2 separate regions of the Homo sapiens genome follow, and region 1 is linked to region 2. Evidence: chromatin loops called from intact Hi-C (ENCODE). Cell type or tissue: PC-9. All regions are shown on one strand. Each heading gives the region's core, and the rest is flanking DNA. Links, peaks and the distances in the headings are about the cores only. Region 1 overlaps ARFGEF2 (ARF guanine nucleotide exchange factor 2). Region 2 overlaps SULF2 (sulfatase 2).

Evidence for each region. Hi-C counts contacts between places; a loop is a spot of excess contacts. Peaks named below come from ENCODE experiments on the same cell type or tissue, not always from the same donor. Only the 100,000 strongest peaks of a DNase experiment are listed, where the experiment ranks them.
Region 1: a loop joins it to region 2, with 10 times the contacts of the local background. A loop is called at or near these places in 1 of 110 quality-filtered maps.

The regions. Positions count from the first base shown.
Region 1 is chr20:48,944,249-48,948,634 of GRCh38, forward strand. All of the region lies in intron 3 of ARFGEF2 (ARF guanine nucleotide exchange factor 2), which reads left to right. Among named protein-coding and RNA genes, the nearest start is that of ARFGEF2, 25 kb to the left of the region's middle. In PC-9, for the core only: no CTCF peak of the experiment used is centred there; a DNase peak (open chromatin) is centred at 1,803; H3K4me3 peaks cover 1,351 bases; H3K27ac peaks cover 3,440 bases.
Region 2 is chr20:47,662,021-47,666,406 of GRCh38, forward strand. It overlaps SULF2 (sulfatase 2), which reads right to left. Exons shown (of 21, transcript NM_001387048.1): 12 at 4,240-4,386; 13 at 3,837-3,933; 14 at 3,179-3,273; 15 at 2,110-2,169; 16 at 1,433-1,602; 17 at 1,050-1,192. Among named protein-coding and RNA genes, the nearest start is that of SULF2, 120 kb to the right of the region's middle. RefSeq lists enhancers at 1,186-1,235, 2,046-2,185, 2,216-2,265, 2,799-3,784, 3,785-4,386. In PC-9, for the core only: CTCF peaks have their summits at 1,925 (motif pointing right) and 2,127; a DNase peak (open chromatin) is centred at 1,941; H3K27ac peaks cover 1,355 bases.

The DNA.
Region 1 (4,386 bases), core at 83-4,082, 1.3 Mb after region 2:
TTTGAATTTTAGTTGTTCTCTCCGCATGTTAAGGTTTTCTTTTGAAGGGAGTGCTGATAATGTAATTGACGTTCTAAGAACAGTGGCTGACATGCATTGAGCTCTTAGCCTGTAGTGGGCCCTGTGTGCTTCATTCACCGTACCGTGTGTAGTCCCCTCGACAGCCCTCTGAGGTACTTACTCTTGTCCTCATTTTAGAATCAAGGAAACCAAGGCTTAGGGAATGAAGTGACCAGCCTAGTCCAAGGTAGGCTGCAGTGCAGTGGCGCGATCGTGGCTCACTGCAAAGTCAAGTGATTCTCCCCGGGCTCAAGTGATTCTCCCACCTCAGCCTCTCAAGTAGCTGGGACCACAGGCTTGCACAACCACACCCAGATAATTTTATTTTTATATTTTTTGTAGAGACAGGGTTTCACCAAGTTGCCCAGGCTGGTCTAGAACTCCTAAGCTCAAGTGATCCTCCCGCCTAGGCCTCCCAAAGTTTGGGGATTACAAACATGAGCCACTGCACCCAGTGGGTTTCTAGGACTTCTTGACTCTGTGTCTGTGTTCTTAACCAGGGGTCATCAGCTTTGGCCCATGAGCCAAATCTGGCCTACTGTCTGCTTTTGCAAATAAAGTTTTATTGGAACACAGCTGTCTTAGTCTGCTTGGGTTGGTGTAACAGAATATCATAGACTGGATGTCTTCAACAACAGGCATTTATTTCTTACAGTTTTGAAAGCTAGGCAGTATAAGATCAAGGTACTGGCTGATTTGGTTCCTGGTGAGGGTACACTCCTTCTGGCTGCAGACAGCTGTGTTCTCACGTGTCATGGAGAGAGAGCTAGGTTTCTGGTTTCTTCTTAGAGGACACTAATCCTGTCATGAGGGACCTACCCTCATGACTGCATCTAAGCCTGATTATTTCTCAAAGGCCCAGCCTCCTAATACCATCACATTGCAGGCTTAAGGCTTCAACATACAAATTTTAGGGGGACACAAACTTTCAGTCTGTAGCAACAGCTATGCCCATTCGTTTATGTATTACCTGTGGCTGCCTTCCTGCTACTGTGACCTAGCGGAGTAGCTGTAAAGGAGACCAAATGACCCGCAGAGCCTAAACATTTAGTATGTGTTCCTTTATGGAAAAAGGTTGCTGCTCTTAACTGGCCCCTGCTCTTGACTGTACCCATGTGGTTCTGGCCTGTTTAGTAACAGAAATCGTTTGTTTCTGGAACTCCTTGCATCTGAGTATGATTTCAAACGGAAACACACCCTGCCTTGTTTCAACCCACTGTGAATCTTGAGTCTTATGGGGTATGGTTATCTCTCTTTTTAGAATGGAAGTTCTGGCTGGGTGCAGTGGCTCACGCCTGTAATCCCAGCACTTTGAGGCAGGAGGATCACTTGAGGCCAGGTATTTGAGAACAGCCTGGGCAACATATTGAGACCCCATCTCTACAAAGTAAAGTAAAAATAAAAAGTTAGCTGGGCCATGTGGTGCACACCTTTAGTCCCAGTTACTCAGAAGGCAGAGGCAGGAGAATTGCTTGGGCCCAGGAGGTTGAGGCTGCAGTGAGCCGTGATGGTGACACCTAACTCTAGCCTGAGTGACAAAGCAAGACCCTGTCTCTTTAAAAAAAGGAAAAACACACAGAAAGGAATGGAAGTTCTCTGAGATGTAATAGATTCTCTGAGATGTAATAGGTACACTAGGATTTCTTTGTTTAGTATACAAAATGAGTCATCCTTTTTATGACATGAGAAAGTGGCTCGGTGCTCCCTGGGCTACTGAATGGAAAAAATGTACTTCCCCATGGTGGCTGCCCTTGCCAAGCCTGTTTGACTGGCTTTTCCCAGTGTGGGCAAGGTAACCTCTGTCTTAGAAATGGAAGGCCAGCATCGGGGTAAAGTTTGGTTTGGGCAGAATTGAAACCAGCTGCAGATACATCAGTGCTATGCCCTGCCATTCCTTGAGCTTGGCGCAGCAGTAGGAGTGGCAAAGGTGCTTCTGGGATTGATTTGCCATAAGCACAGTTAGCTCAGGCTTCCTCTCCACTGGGAGAAGCCTGGAGACTTCCCCTGCGGCTTGCTTCTACCAGGTGAAAAAGATTCTGTCTTCCCTTTCTCCAGCATTTGGTCTGCTACACGCTTCCCCGCAGCCAGGGCTCAGTGTAAGGGGGGTTAAGGTCAGTCTTGTCTAAGCTACTAAGTAGTCCCCAAGTTTTTCTGGTCACATATCAATTTTATATATATATATATATATTTTTATTTTTTATTTTTTTAGAGAAAGATAGGTATTTTTTAGAGAAAGGAAACACCTTTCATTCTGTTACCTAGGCTGGAGTGCAGTGGCGTGATCAGGCTTCCGAAAACCCCGACTTCCCCAGGCTCAGGTGATCCTCCCATCTCAGCCTCCCAAGTAGCTGGGACCACGGGCTAATTTTTCTATTTTTTGTAAAGGCAAGGTTTTGCCATGTTGTCCAGGCTGGTCCTGAACTCCTGAGCTTAAGCCCACCTTGGCTTCCTAAAGTGTTAGGATTACAGGCGTGAGCCACTGTGCCCAGCCAGTTTTTTTGGTTTTTTTTAGAGACAGGGTCTCACTCTGTTGTCCAGACTAGAGTGCAGTGGCTTGATCATAGCTCACTGCAGCCTCAAACTCCTGGACTCATGTAATCCTCCCACCTCAGCCTCCCGAGTAGCTGGGACTACAGGTGTGTGCCGCCACACCCAGCTAGTTATTTTTTTTACTTTTTGTAGAGACCGGGGTCTTACTTTGTTGCCCAGGCTGGTCTCGAACTCCTGGCCTCAAGTGAATAATAAAACCATTTTTGAGGATATCCTGCCAATATATTCATATTTCTTTAATTTAAAATTATAGGTTAGGGCCAGGTGCGGTAGCTCATGCCTATAATCCCAGCACTTTGGGAGGCCGAGACGGGCAGATTGCCTGAGCTCAGGAGTTCAAGACCAGCTTGGGCAACATGGTGAGACCCCATCTCTGCTAAAAATACAAAAAATTAGCTGGGTGTGGTAGCACATGCCTATAATCCCAGCTACTTGGGAGGCTGAGGCAGGAGAATCACTTGAACCCAGGAGATGGAGGTTGCAGTGAGCCAGGATTGTGTCACTGCACTCCAGCCTGGGCAACAGAGTGAGACTCTGCCTCCAAAAATTAAAATAAAGTTATGGGTTGGGCATGATGGTTCACGCCTATAATCCCAGTGCTTTGGGAGGCCAAGGTGGAAGGATTGCTTGAGCCCAGGAGTTTGAGCTCAACATAGGGAGACCTCATTTCTACAAAAACCTCTTTATTTACACATGTTCCTGTTATTAAAGTATATATATGGCCAGGCGCAGTAGCTCACGCCTGTAATCCCAGCACTTTGGAAGGCCGAGGCAGGTGGATTGCCTGAACTCAGGAGTTTAAGACCAGCCTGGGCAACATGGGGTGCCTGTACTAAAAATACAAAAAATTAGCCAGGCATAGTGGCATGCGCCTGTGGTTCCAACTACTCAGGAGGCTGAGGTGGGAGGATCACTTGAGCCTGGGAGGCAGAGGTTGCAATGAGCAGAGATCGTGCCACTGCACTCCAGCCTGGGTGACAGAGTGAGACCCCATCTCAAAATAAATATATAAATAAATAAATTACATATATTGTAAAGCATACAAAAATACAACTTTGACAGGACAATTGGAAAAATATAAATAAAATTCTAACATTTTCTTTTTACATCCCAGTGAAGGCTGTAGGAAACCATTAATCTAAGCTGCCCTGTTTATACCATAAACATTATCTTTTAGCTCTTATTTCCAGAAAACTTTTGATTTTTTAAATGCACAATGAAAAATCAATTTTTAATTATGTAAGTTGTACATGACTACAGTCTCTGTTAAAAGGTTTTTAGAACTTTACAGATAAAATGAAGTTCCTTGGGCCACCAGCCCCAAACCCAATTGCCTGTTTAGGTGTATACTTTTCTTTCCTCTCTTTTTTTTTCAATAAGTGATATCACTTGTACAAGTTTCTCTGCAGCTTTTTACATTCAACACCGTTATCAGGCTCTAGCTATATCTCTCCATGTGGATCTAGTGCATTCTTTTGACTGGCATATGACGTGTCATGCCACCATTCCATCTCTCGCTCCCCTGTACAGAGGCACACACAGGGTTATAGTGAACATCTCTGTGCAAGCCTCCTTGGAGACATGCCTCAGTTTCTCTGGTCAGAGGTGACTCTTTGGATTCCTATCACTGAGGCAAAGTAAATAGAACCAACTTCAGAAGAGACCAGTGAGGTAGAAGACTTAATTTGTACCAAATATATTCATTCATGTGGGTGGGATAACTTGTAATACAGCTTACTTACCCTAACCTCTGTTTATTACAGTACAGAGGTACAG
Region 2 (4,386 bases), core at 234-4,233:
TTTACTCCAACTTCTGCAAGAGCCAGCGTTTGGAAGAGTTAGGTGACTTTTTGGCTTCAAGTCCCACCAGGTTCACTCTTCATGAGAGTGAAAACTCAGGAGAATAAAAACCACGTCTGTGTATTTAACGTTGGAGTTCTGCAGCCACTGGTCAGGAAACTTCCCAAGCTTGGAAAGAAAGCCTTCCAAGTCTTGGTTTTATCAGCAGCCTTCATTCAGGGGCCCTCAGCTCCTCCTGATTGCAAAGCAGCCATTTGATGAAAGGACGGGTAAGTGGCCTGGGTTCTTGTGTAGTCTGGGAGCTACCGGTGAGGGACTTAACCTACCCCTTTGGTAAAGTATGAGGGTGAACCTATCTAAGGAGAAAGACTGCACACCTATATAGTAATTAAAGCATTTGTGCTGCTGACATTTAAACATCAGATTTCATTTAAATTATTTCAGGCTTTTCTTGAAAGGTCAAAGCCTGGGCAATACCAAGGCCACAGTACAGGAAAGCTCTAGTGCTGGAGCTCAGTAGTGACTGTCCCTGTACAAGGGCCCACATGTTCCGATGACCAGACATGCCACTGCTCCTTTTGGTCTTGTGTGGTCCTGGGCCACTTCAGTCGCATGTGTGTTTAGATGGCTTACTGTACGGAAGCACTTAGCAGAGTGCTTGGTGCAGTGTGTTACTGTTATATTAGCTGCGCGGTCCGTGTAGGCCCTGCAGTGGGTGATATTTGGCTTGATCCTACAGCCTGACAGTGTTAGGAGTCTTCACAAGTTCCGGCAAAACCTGGTTGCATGCTGCATGTTAAGTTAGAGGGAAGAAGCCATATATATTACACACGCAGGGTGATGGAGGCAAAAAGCAGGGTGATGGAGGCAAAAAAGGCTGATTGAACACAGAACCCCCAATCTCAGCAGCTTCACAACTTACTCCCACCGGCTCAGGGACTCAGTGGGACTTGGACAATTTGTCATCACTTCCCTGAGGTTGGGGGGGGCCTACCTGGCAGCACTGGTGTACCCCACACCCCCATCCCTCTAGCTCGGGTTGCCTGTACCTGGTAGGGGTCTGTGTTGAGATCAAAGTACTCTAGGAAGCCAGTTGCAAATTCACAGAAGAGGAAATTGTGAGTCTCATTGATGGTCCTCATGCACCAGTACGTGTTATTGTTGGCGCTGGTGCAGGCACAGAAAGGCCCCACTGCCAAGGAAGAGAGAGCATGTCCTGAGTGCCTGCGGGAGGAGGCCCCATCTGCCAACAGTGATTCCTGTCAGGGACAGCCCCTAAAACCAGTTCGTCAAATGCCAAGAGGCTGTCCCGAGCACCGTGGACCCCTGGTGTTGGGGACCCCCTTTCTGAGAGAGGTCTGGGTCACTAAGTGGAGAAGTTTCTTGAACCCCTGGGCCTCAGCCTGTCCACCCCTGCCCTGGGCTTGCTCACGTGTCCAGAAAGGCGCCGTCTGCCAGTGCTGGTTGTCGTGGGTGAAGCACGTGAGGCCTGGCATGCTGCACGTGTCGTTGTTCTGCAGGCGCTTGAGCAGCTTGCGGAGTTTCTTCTTGCGCTTCTGCTCCCGCAACAGCCACACCTTGTCCTTCTCTTGCAGGCCCTTCCTATGGGCGCAGAGGGCCACACACACCTTGGGCCTCTGAGGGATCAGTGACCCCATGTCTCTGCTCTTCCTGTCCACCTAAGGGCTTCGCTGAGGCTTCTCCAACAGAGAGCCATGGGCATAGCAATTCAGGGTCCCAAGTCCCAGTGCTGCTCCAAGGCAGAGCCGGGACCAGAACCTGGGTCTTGTCATTCTACTTTAACTCCCAAGGGGGCACAAGCTGGGGACAGAACCAGGCAGCTACTGGGACTCCTGTTGACACCCCTTTCCCCTCCTTCCTGTGTCCTGCCCTGCTTGGTGGAGTTGCGGTAACCCCATTTAGCCACAAGGGGGCGTCGGAGGCCCGCTCAGTGTTGATTGGGAAGTAAGGCCTCTTCGAGGGCTACCGTGGACTTCCCAGGGAAGGGCCTGGACTTCTTTCCTTTTCTTCTGAGTTTTAGCTTAAGGGAGGGCCACCTCCTCATGCAGGCCTCTGCATCTCTTCCCCAGGACCTCAAGCTGCTCTTACCTGAAAGGATGCAGACTGGAGCCTCTGTGCTTGAGGCGGCCTTTGTGCTGGGTGTGGTAGCTGTAACAGACCCCCCCAGCCCCAGGCTTCAGGAGTGGCTCAGAGGGCTCCGCTGGCAGGTGCAAGCTGTGATTTCTGGGACTCCCATGTGTTGCTGCTGCCCCACCCCTGTCCCTCCTTCTGGGGTGGTGGTGGGTAGGGCATGACCCTATCCTCAGGGCAGCAGGTGCCTGCCTGAGTGGCTTCTTTCTCCAAGCATGAGCCAGGACTCTGCCTGGACTTTTGCTAGACTTTAGCAGGTTGGGTTAATTGTAATTTAGCCACGACTAGAAGCTGGGCCTGGCTTTAGGTGCATCAGCCTCAGCATCCTTTTTCCTTTCTTTTTTGATGGTTAATTTTACATGTCAAAGCCTCAGCATCTTGAGGTTGGTTCCCTCACCACCCTGCCTACTCACACTTGGTCGGGGTCAACACAGGGAAGCCTGTGTTTTGCAACACTTTCTGGAAAGACAGCAGGGCTTCTACAGCTGTGCTGTCCAGTATGGTAGCCACTGGCCACAGGTGGCTACTTCAATTTGAATTAAGCAAAATAAAAAATTTGGCTCCTTAGTGACACTAGCCAAAATTTTAAGTATGCACCAGCCACGTGTGGTGTAGTGCAGATATAGCCCATTTCCGTCAGCACAGAATGTTCTATTAGAGCTGTTCTAGAGTTCAGTCCTTTGGGCCAGGGGACCCCTAAGCCGGGAACATGGACCTCAAACCACATGGGGGATTTCTGAAAGGGCAATCGGCAGAGGCACTTTTCCGGCCTGGAGCCGGCTCTGCGCAGCCAGCACGGGTCTCTTGCTAGCAGTACTGGAATCTGGGCGCCAGCCTGGCTGAGGAGCAGGTCCGTGTGCCACACTGGCTGACAACAGGGAGGTAAATTACGGATTTTTTTAATGCCATGAGGGGAGAAGATAAAGATAAAAATAAAAAATGAAAGGGGTCAATCACGAGAGGGGATGAACTGAACTGTCCTGTAGGAGAGTGGGGTCTTAGGGAGGTCCCTTTGCTACTGCCTCACCTGATTTTGTGACAGTCACATTCTTCTGGCCGCTTTTTCTTCAGGTGACCTCGGACTTCCCTCAGGTTCTTAATTTTGTTCTGCAGGGTTTCAATCTGAGGGAGGGGCAGAAGAGGAGGCCTTGAAACCTTCAAGGCTGGACAACAAAGACTTGGCCTGGTGACTGCCCCCACGCTGCCGTGTCTGTGCTCAGCAGCGGCAGCCTGCACTCCCCGGGCCCCAGGGCAAGCACCGGCATGTCTGGGTGGGGAGGAGGTACTTGTTCTGCCTGAAGGAAGCCCGCCTTCTCCTCCAGCCAGCCCTTGCAAGGGAACCGAGTCATTTTTCCGGCCTGGCCTGCGCAGGAACCCGCTGAGCCCACTGAGGCCTCCAGTGTCTCCCCTGGGTTTGATGAAAGGCCTCCTGTAGCGTAGACTTCTTGTAAGTCAAAAGGGGGACAACGTGGCTAAGCCATCGTCCCTCAGACGGCCTGGGCAGGAAGCTATCTGTCTCATGCTGGGACTGACACCTATCCCCGCGTTGAGGAATCTGTGGGGACCTCACTTCACCTCTCCAGCCTCTTCCCTGGGTCTGGCCTCACTGCCCTCCCACTGTGAACCGGGGGTCCTGCCAGGCCCGTGGTGGCCGAGAGCATGCTCCTCTCCCGCTCTCCACTCACCTCGTGGTCGATGTGCAGCTTGTGGTCTTTCCAGGCCTGCAGGGACTTGTACAGGTCCAGGTCACACTGGACTGTGTCGTTCTCTAGGATGTAGCACCTGCTTGAGAGAAGGGATCACGTGTGGCTCGGAGGTGGTGGAGGGGGAGCAGCCCAGGTGCCCAAGAGGTGTGGGAAGCCCTTGCCGAGGTCTGTCCTGTCCCCTTCACCCTCGACTTCCACCTGGACACTCACCGATGTGTCACTTTAATGGGGTTGGCGGCTGAATAGTCGGGAAGGCCTCCAGTGCCACTGAAGTCCCCACCATCCTTGTCATCTTGGTCCTCAGGGGCCCAAGAGGTGTGGGAAGCCCTTTGCCGAGGTCTGTCCTGTCCCCTTCACCCTCGACTTCCACCTGGACACTCACCGATGTGTCACTTTAATGGGGTTGGCGGCTGAGTAGTCGGGAAGGCCTCCAGTGCCACTGAAGTCCCCACCATCCTTGTCATCTTGGTCCTCAGGGGCCCCTGGCCAGTGCCGCTTGGTGAGGTTTCGGGGCTGGGCGGCATCACCC